Regions from separate parts of the Homo sapiens genome. Here regions 1 and 2 are each linked to region 3. A link is a contact called in ENCODE Hi-C data. All regions are on one chromosome and are shown on one strand. The core of a region is the stretch at or near the end of the contact, and the rest is flanking DNA. Distances in the headings are between cores, read along the strand shown.

Region 1 (3,229 bases), core at 60-2,559, 1.7 Mb after region 3:
TTGCATCAAATATTAGTACATTTGCAAACAAAAATTAGTATAAAATATAAATCTTAAAATGAATAAAACCAAGTCTTCAGTGAATGCATGAATGATGGAATACAGAGACCCAAAACATGCAACTCAGATCTGTTCAACTGTTGCATTGGTTTAAAAGGGACTAATTTGAAGACTGGCATAAATATTCTTCAAATCTTAAAAACCAGTCACTTTGATGCTTGCGATGGCATAAATGAAGGATTTATGCTGGTTAATGTCCTGGTTTGGAAAGGAGCTAAGACGACATTAAAGAAAATCAAAGCTTCACAAGGTACCCTGTTTAAAGAAAATTAATTGTCATAGCATACTTAGTTTTAATGATTGGACTGGGGCCTACTCTTCACATACTGTGTTAAAGACAATCTCTTGTCTCATTTGGAGAAATCTACAGAGGAAAGAGAATAGAATAAAGGAACAGGTTAGGAGCACCTCAGCAAACTAGGTAAGTCTGTAATTGGGAATTCTGGAAATGAGGGAAAGGCAGCGAGCATTACTCAGAGGTCATCAGAACGCAGCAAGAAGGAATGAGAGGGAGAAAAGTTAAAAAAAATAATAATAATAATCACTTGAGGCAAGGTGTATCCTATAAAGAAGGCTCAAAAGAACGCAGAAAACTGGGGAAGAGGCCTTGGTGAATTGGCGAATGTTTTTCAGTCTCCGCTGTGACGGTTCCTAATCCTAGAGAACTGTTTACAGATTTGAATCAAAGCTACAGACAGTTCAGCGTCGCCCACATCCACCTTACATTCCTAAGATGTGCATGCATACACACGAACCCACACACGCACCTCAACCCGGTATGGATGCCATCACGAAGGATGGAATCCCCCGACTCCCACGGGGCGGGGGCAACTGAGAGGGCCAAGGCAGCTGCACGCACAGATGATCCACCTGGTCCACGTGAAATGCCTGAAACAAGCAAACTGATAAATAGAAGCAGCGCAAGCCCTGTCACGTGGAGGGCAGATGGAAAGAGCATCGGAAAGGAACCGCTAGTCCCCGGCGCTCCAGGGGCTCGTCCTGAAAGCTCCGCGGCTCCCAATCGCCCGCACTTACCGGAACCCCCGGGACGCGCCGGCAGTCTCCGCGCCGCGTCCGCCCGGGACGCCCGCGACGCCCGCCCTGCGCGCCCGGCTCGGCCCAGCTCGACCCAGCCTCTTCTCGGAGCAACTTTCTCCGCCGGCCGCCGCCGAGCCCCCTCCGCAGCCGAAGGCTGACTGTCAAAAGTCAGTCCAACCCGACCCACAGGGAAACAGCTGCAGGAAGTGACTGCGGAACCGGGAGGCGGTGGAGGAGGAGACTGAGGGCGCCGGCTCGGCGTCGCCACTGCGCATGTGCTTGGCGGAGCAGGCCCGGCAGCGGTGGCAGCGGTAGCAGTGGCGGCTCCCGCATCCCCGGCGGGCGGCGCGTGGGTCAGGTGCCCTGGCCGCGAGCGCAGGGGCGCGGGGTTAGGCCGGCGTGGGGAACAAAGGCACGAGTGAGAGGCGGGAGGGTCCCGCCGCCAATCTCAGCAGACAGCCCCGAAGAGCAGTTCAGCAGATGCCCTGGAAAGTTAATCCTTGGTAGAAGCCTGGGCAGAGCTTTTGCAACTTTCATCTCCAGTCATTGGGATCCAAACATTGTTCATTCTGTTCCTCCCTTAGCCTGCTGGTTGGCGGTTAAGGCGGCTGAGTGGATCCTTTAAACTGCTGCAACAGAACCTTTAAACTGCTGCTCTCCCCACTTCCGCCCCAGGATGGAGGAAGAAGAGCGTGGCTGCCTGCCCAGTATCGGCCTCCCTCACACAAAACGCCCCCACCCACCCACACACACACCTTCCCTCCCCTACACGAAAGTGAGCAGGAGATAGAGGAGACTTTCTCCTGACCCCCAGAGGCTCACCTGCAAGACAGGAAGGACCAGGAAAAGAGTGGCCAACGCTAGGATGTCACATCCTTCATAACCAACCTGGACATCTTCAATGTTAACACTGAGTGATGAGCTGAGGAAATTCCGGCTCTAAACTTATAGCGTAAATTAACTCGTATGAAGATCTGCTGGGGTATTATTTTTGTGTGTGGCAAACGATAACAAATATACTACTTTAAGAGTACAGGCCGGGCGCGGTGGCTCACGCCTGTAATCCCAACACTTTGGGAGGCCGAGGCGGGTGGATCACGGGGTCAGGAGATCGAGACCATCCTGGCTAACACGGTGAAACCCAATCTCTACTAAAAATACAAAAATATTAGCCAGGCGTGGTGGTGGGCGCCTGTAGTCCCAGCTACTCGGGAGGCTGAGGCAGGAGAATGGCGTGAACCCGGGAGGCGGAGCTTGCAGTGAGCCGAGATCGCGCCGCTGCACTCCAGCCTGGGTGACAGAGCGAGACTCCGTCTCAAAAAAAAAAAAAAAAAAAGTACAGTTCAGTGGCATTAAGTACATTTGCATTATTGTGTGGTTATTTTTTAAAACACGAATTAAAATGCCAAGGAGATCTAAGTATAGTAAGATGTGCCCTATTAGTAGGGAAACAACTGCAGGAAATCAAGGCTGTTTCTTTGGCTGAAAAATGCACCAATCCAATACCAACAACAACAAACCATAAAAGACTTCATAAGTACAATGAATATGAAGTACAAACATATACACACAGTGTACACCAGCCATTTGGGGAGAGTAATCCATCACCTGAATTGTTTTTCCAGCTGTATAGGTACATTTACTTTATGTGTCACTATTTTAAAGGGCTATATTGTTTCTAAAATAATAAATGCTGCTAAAATCCACTCTCCAGCCCCTTTTCTATATGGTCTTTAGCCAGTCTTAGAACTTCACAGTCCACACTCCTTATCTAGGACCACAAGTAGGCCTTGCGGAGCCTTTCCGATCTGACCTTCCACCAGTCTCCCCTCATCATTTCACTCACACCCCCATCCATGCCCCTTCATTTCCTGCCTCTGTAATTTAGCTCTGTCTGCATCTTGAATACAAAATGCTTTCTCTCCCCTCCCCTTGAATTGTCAAATCCTACCTGTCCTTCCAGGCCTCTTCTTTCATGAGGTCCCACAGCACTTTTCTCCGCACACCTTGATGACACACTATTTGTTGTCCCACATTATAATTACTTAAGAGATATTTCCTCTGCCCTGTAAATACCTTGAGTCCAGGAAGGATAAATGTCTTGGAGTTTTCAAGTTTTATGTTTGATAGT
Region 2 (3,046 bases), core at 387-2,886, 1.6 Mb after region 3:
AAGTGCTTCTTTCGCTCTTCCCCGAGACACTGAGGTGTTTTGATAACGACTCATTATTTCTGTAGCACCAGTTCTTATCTTTGTTACTTCATTCAACCTCTTTTCATCTCATTCAACCACAGAAAGTGATTTTGACCTTTTACAAGACCCATAACCTTTACTGAAATCAAAGCTAATTGCTTTTCTTTTTAAATGTCTTTTAATCACCTTCAAAACTAAACAAATAACTTCAATCTAGAAAAATCAGACCTTGGAATCAGAATGAATGTTAGACATCCCTCTACTGCTTAGCAGTCCTGTGAACCTGAGATTCCTCAGCTATTAGGTCCAGAAATACCTGTCTCATTTATGTCACCAAATAGTTGTTAGGATAAAATGAGATTACATATGGAAATATACTTTAATAGCATTTATTGAGTACTTAATATGTATTAGGCACTATTCTTAGCCCTTATTACTTACTAACTCATTTACTCTTCACAAGAAATTCAAGAGAGAGAATTTTATCCCTACTTTACAGATAAGAAAACTGAGGCAGAGAAACTAAGTAACCTGCCTAAAGTCTCCTAGCTACTAAATCTGAAATTCAAACCCAGGTAGTCTGACTCCAGAGCTCACACTCTACAACCATATACACCACCTTCCAGTGTGGATATGAGTGTGGTTATTCATTCATTAATTTATCAGCTGTCTATTGAACATCTACCATGTGCCACACACTCTGTTGGATTATTAATGGAAAATAATCAAATCTATAGGATTCACTCTTTACTATCTTCACTCTTTTTGCCCTATAGGAAATGAAGAGGAAAGGGTATAGGAAGAGAAAAGAAAGAAAACTCTAAACCTATCATTAAGAACATTTGCAAAATAGTCACATAGAGCCTTAAGATGCCACAGTTCAAATGAGAGGACTCCTCCTCTCCGGCATAGACCCAGTCACCACGGATAAGACTTGGGAGTGAGGAGACAATGGCGCAAAGCAGACCCCAACCTCTCCACAGGCAGGGGCAGAGGGATGATGGGAGAAGCACAGACAAGATGAGTCAGGACCAGAGGCTTGAGCTCATTGAATGGCAGAGTCACGGAGTGGCAAACTCCAAACCCCCATGGCTAATCCTCACCGTTCTTCACTAGGTTTCTGCAAGACCTAAGAAAACTTCTGCAAAAGCACTTCCTTGACTGTGAATTTATCTGCAATGTCAGAGGTAATGTAAAACCATAAGAAGGTGACTCCTATTGACCTCCAGTCCCAACAAGGACTCCAAAATTGATAGCTGCGTATGAAAGACATAGATATTTAATCTGCACATATGTATTTAATTTTTTAAATGGGGGAAGAGAGGCTCAAGTCCTAGAATTCACTGATAATCATCTATAAACAATTATTATTTAGAAGATAATTAATAGTTTTAACACTAATAGGCCTTTTTCTTCCAAAGCAGTCTTCTCCAGAAACTTCAAGTAAGTTTAAATTCATTAGTTAATCACCTTCTTCTGTAATAAGCAGTCACTGTTATTATTTATCCTATTTTTAAGAAAGAAAAAATTTAAATAAAGCAAGAATAATTGAGACATTTAGGCATTTCTATAAAAAGCCACAGCATGTCACCTGCCAGGAAGAACGCCTCTATAAGGCAACATGCACATTTTCTTTCACTTGAAGGTATCAGTTCCTCTTTGAAGACGCTAGCTAAATATGGACTCTATCCTCTTCCATAATCTACCCCTCTAATAAATACTTACAGCATTAACTTGGAAAGCTCAACACCCCTCTCTCATCATACCCTTAGCCCATCTTCTAGGACACCCAGAAAGGGGAGGATCATAGGGCCGATTGTTATCAATCAGTTCTCTATCACACACCAAACACAACACAGACACACATACACACTGTGTATGAATGCTTACACACCCTCCTGACCCTGAACTTGCTGGTAATTTTCATGGACATAGATGAAATGAATAAGAGGTTCACTAAATTAATGGCTGTCAATTGGGCCAACCAACAGTAGTCCCGGGCCCCTGAGTTCAGATGTTTACTCAAAAAAAACAATTTCAAAATCATTTCAGAAGTGAAAGAGTAGACAGAAGTGACTACAGACATTTTTCAAAAGTAAAGTAGAAGACTGAAGAGTGTGTACGATTGCAAAATGGAGAAGAAAGAGAAGCTCCATTGTGTTTGTTTTTCTCCCCAGCAGGGCTGTCATTTAAGTCGTCAAAGGGTAATGGAAGTCATCAATAACGTGGCAGTGCCTGGAAACTTTTCATATTCAGCTTTGGAAAGACAGATTGGCTCTAGGAGGCTCCATATATCAAGGGAGATTTAGGTCTTATCTGAAAAGGCACTTCCAAACAGAAAGTCTGGCTACCAAGGCTTAACAAGAGAAAGGTGTAAATTCTGTAAATTCGTGAGACATATTCTTCCAAAGGCTGAACTAAGTGACATAGGATCACAGATTCCCAGAAAATATTTTAAGGATGTAGATTCTTATTCCAGGTGGATTCCAGTAATAATCCCTATAATCTTTCATTGAAAGTTCCCAGTGTCCAGAAGGTCACTACCAAGGCAGTCTTACATTTTTTGAATACTAAGTGCTGGGGCTCAGAAAATGATATCCCAAAATAAAGGCCTCAGAACCCAAAGTTTTTCCTCTAACTTCCTACCCTCCTGTCTTTGCCTTTTTATTCTCCCCTAAGGCTAGTCATAGAAACTGGAATCTTCTTCTCCAAAGTGGGCTATAGAAACCAGAACCCTTTTTCCCCATAGCCAGCCATAAAACCTGAACATGTTGCTCTAACTTTCCTCCCACCTTTCTATGTAAAAATCTGCCATAAAGAAACTATCTAGCCTAGTTGTTCAATCATAGGTTATAAGACCCCACCCCCAATTCCAGAGAGTGTCTTGCCCCACACCCAGAAGGAAGGAATGCATGCACAGAGAGGCCAAGAAGAATCTAGACAGGCCGGGCACAGTAGCTCACGCCTGTAATCCCAACACTTTGGAAGGCCAAGGCAGGCAGATCACCTGAGGTCAGGAGTTCGA
Region 3 (3,487 bases), core at 37-2,536:
ATAACCCTCAAAGCTTGTCTAACAGTGATTCTTTTCTGCCTTTCTCCTTCATTATATGATAAATTGCTAGAGGGTTTAGACCTCCTTTTAAATTCACCTTTATCTCTCTGGGCTCAACAGGGTGCCTTAGGAACAGGGTAGACTGCACAGTTCCTGACTGAAAATAACACTGGCAAGGAAACACCCCAAGGTGCTATCAGCTGCCAGATGCCAGAAGGAAATGGAAGGGCCTGGACTGCTCCCTAAAGAGCCTGACCCAGAAGCGGTGTGTAACAGGTTCCACTCAATGCCTTATAGGCTGAAAATTGCTCTGTCTTCTCAGAGCTAGAAAGGGTGTTCAGATAAGGCAGGGTGGGACCCTGACTCATGGACACACAATTAGCCGGCTTTTGTCTTTGAATCTGACTGGAAGTGACTCATGAGCTGGAAAAAAACCCTTTGGAAACAAATGAAGGGGGAAAAAAGGAGGGTAAGCCACGACTGCATTTTACTCTGTTAAAATGCAGATCTGCTGTCCTATAAATGTAGAATACTGTACATTTCCTCAGCCTCCCTCCAACAAAGACCCAGGGGAAATTATTAAGCCTGACAATTCACTCATTTTCTCCAAGATTTTTATTAAATGCAATTTAGAGGGGATAAAGTTTCTTCTCTTTTCTCTTTCTATTCACTTGAATAAGCCCTAATTACCACTAGGGTACAATAAATGGGCTTCTAGAAGTCTGTGGCAATTGGCGATGCTTCCCCTTTAAATTAACCAGTTGAAGCCTCCAGTTTCAACAGCCACCAGGGCACTTCCCGTCCACTCACAACTTGCTCAGTGCAATCTGAAGAGCATTTATTGAGCACCTTGTTATGGGGCACTGACATATGCTGCGGAGGATAGAAGACTTCTCGGGGGGTTATAATGGGGCTGGGGAGCTCTTGAACTCAACTGACATACTGTGTAAGTTAAACTAGTAAATGCCATGGGATTTTTGGATTAGAAGCAACAAAAACACAAACTAGGTTAAACAATAAGAATTTGTGGCAAAAAATAATGGGCTGTCGCAAGGAATCGGGGGCAGGCAGGGCTGTACCAGGGACACAGGAACCGATGCTGCCAATAACATTAGACTCCTGTTGGCCTCAGCGCTCTCTCCCAGCCTGTCTGGCTGTGGCTGAGGCTCTATCTTTGTTTTCTGCTCGATCTTTATCTCTGTTTCTGCCTTCAGATTGGCCTTGCCTCTCCTCTCCTGACCATGGGAAACATGGTCATGTATGTTATAATATCTTGCAGTTTTAGCCCTGGGGAGAAACTGACTTTTTCACTTCCAGTTTCAAAATTTCCCAAGAAGGCTTTTGATTGGATTCAAATATGTCAGCTCTTCCCGCTGGGACCAATCCCCTGTGGCAAGGTGGGGGAGGGAAATTTGAGAAGGGCCGTGAATGGTCCAGCTTAGGTCAGAGGTACAGTTTCCACGTCCCCACCCCCACCCCCGCCCCGTCAACAAAACAGCTCTGCCCTGTAAGCCTGTGGGTGTGGGTGAAGGTGGAAGTGGGTCGGAAGAGGCTGCGGGCTCCACTTTGCCAGGAGTGTAGGGGGAAGGGCTGAGTTGAGGAAACAATGGGTCTAGCACTTCTGCTGACCTTGTTTTCAGAAACAACCACAGGGCCTCTGGCCCCAGTGGAACTTGACTCATAAAGGCGAGAGACTTGACTATTGAAAAAGGTCTCCTATGAAATCTGAATTTCACTTAATCCTCAGAACAACTGTTGAGGGGGTTGTTACTACTCCCATTTTAAGACGCGGGCTGTAGAGAGGGTAACCACCCTGTCCACATTCACACAGCGAACACGTGGTGGGGCAGGGCTCAAGTCCAGGCGATTCCAAAGTCCCCCCGTGCTGTTTGCGCCACGCGGTGCTCCCACCAAGCCCACTCCGCGGGGAGAAAAACCATAGGCCTCGGAGGAGGAGCGGCTCCTCGCAGTGGGGTGGGGCAGAGGCCAGCATGAGGCCTTGTTCACTGGAGGATTCCACAGGCCTGGAACGGAAAGAATGAGAGCTCTGCAGGCAGGCAGAGCCCAGGGCGCCCAGTGCCCCCAGGCTGCGACAGCCAAGTCGGTGGGCGCGCATGGCGGGGCTTGAAGGAAAGGTCCAGAGCCGGTGGGAAAGGCCACGCCCCGGGGTAGAGCGCTTCCTTCCAGATCCCGGCCTTTAACTGCAATTCCGTTTTAAGGGCAACCCTGCCCGGTTCACACCTAGCCTTGAAGATGACAGATTGCACTGTGAGCAATTTGCAGGGTGAGAACGGGAGCCTACGACTCCGCACCTGCACTGCCAGAGCCATAAATGCAGCAAATCATGGCCTATAAAATGTCACCACTGCTGAAGTGCAATTTTCCAGGGGTCTTCTGCAGAGGGAACTCCACCACGGAGAGCGACCCTCGGCTCTGCAGCCTAAGAGGAAGGCCCCTGCAGGGTGGGGGAGGGAACAGGGAGGTCTTCCTCCCCATCCCCTTCGTGCCACTGCTCCCCCCTTTGTGACCCCACTCTGCCACGTGGTAAAAGCTTCCGGGGGGAGGCATTAGTTATTTCTGTCTGAGGAGTTTTTGACCAAACGTAAACATCAGAGGAGCGGGAACCCGAGCCCCGCCTGGGCTGGGCGGCAGCGACCCCGACGCCGCGGCGGCAGAGCCGGAGCTCGAAGCAGCCGCCGCTGTTGCGAGCCGCCCCTCCCCCGCCAGGCTGGCGAGCCCATTTTCGCTTGGCCGGTCTCCGCGCTGCCGGATGGATTGCGCCCCACCCCCGCTCCTCTGCTCAGTCATTCAGACTTGGAAAGTCAATAACACGCTGACATCATCAGGGGTTTGTGTATTATTACACGGCTACTTTCCAGAGTACCTGGCATTATCTAAGAGAGGAGCACTCCGGCTGCCCAAGAAAGGGCCTGAACTGGGAGCTTGGCGGCCTCGGGGAGGGGCGGCTGCTCAGAGCCAGGCCTTTCCCTAGTGGGGAGGGCATCTGCAAGGCACAAATTAGAAACAGACTATGAGCTTTTGCTTCACTAAATGCAGATGCACTTTAGATATCGATACATGCTTCATTTTGCCTTCGGGTGCACTTATAAATCATCCTTAAGTGACCTCTATTTCTACCAAAGACATCCACTTGGTCTTTAAGAAGCATTCTTAGTGATCCTCACAAAGGAAAAAAAAAAAAAGGAGATATCTTCTGTGACAGGAAGCCAAAGGCTGATTTTCTTTTTTTTTTTTTTGAGACTCTTGGAGTGTGTGTGTGTGTGTGTGTGTGTGTGTGTGTGTGTGCGCGCGCGCGCGCGCGATTCTCTGTTATGTAATCGCCATCACGGGTGATTAGGTCTTCTAGGTCTTTCCCTCCAGGGCTGAACTGGATGGTTTGGTTGCTGTGTTTTTCTTAAGCCTCACACAGGGCAAACACACATGAAAAACATGTCCCAGATTTATGGCGCAAAACTGCTCTCCAAGC

What was found. A loop is a pair of places that touch in the nucleus more often than their neighbours do. Pooled maps may share reads with other maps.
Region 1: a loop to region 3 is called in a pooled map, with 2.4 times the contacts of the local background. The contact joins the promoter of ZMAT3 here to the enhancer-like site in region 3. A Hi-C loop is called at or near these places in 2 of 37 single-sample maps with no recorded cell type and 6 of 50 pooled maps.
Region 2: a loop to region 3 is called in a map with no recorded cell type, with 10 times the contacts of the local background. The contact joins two enhancer-like sites. A Hi-C loop is called at or near these places in 3 of 37 single-sample maps with no recorded cell type and 5 of 50 pooled maps.

What each region holds. Positions count from the first base shown.
Region 1 is chr3:179,070,500-179,073,728 of GRCh38, forward strand. ZMAT3 (zinc finger matrin-type 3) reads right to left here and starts at 1,310. Exons shown (of 6, transcript NM_022470.4): 1 at 1,096-1,310. RefSeq lists silencers at 1,037-1,186, 1,327-1,736.
Region 2 is chr3:178,967,520-178,970,565 of GRCh38, forward strand. All of the region lies in intron 1 of LOC124906307 (a long non-coding RNA gene), which reads right to left. Among named protein-coding and RNA genes, the nearest start is that of ZMAT3, 100 kb to the right of the region's middle. Within about 2 kb of position 1,637, at least 3 of the 41 ENCODE cell types and tissues checked have a DNase peak (open chromatin) inside an H3K27ac peak, as active enhancers do.
Region 3 is chr3:177,357,250-177,360,736 of GRCh38, forward strand. No RefSeq gene overlaps it. Among named protein-coding and RNA genes, the nearest start is that of LINC00501, 65 kb to the left of the region's middle. RefSeq lists enhancers at 866-1,065, 1,186-1,425, 1,312-1,606, 2,280-3,121, 2,632-2,926. Within about 2 kb of position 1,287, at least 40 of the 41 ENCODE cell types and tissues checked have a DNase peak (open chromatin) inside an H3K27ac peak, as active enhancers do.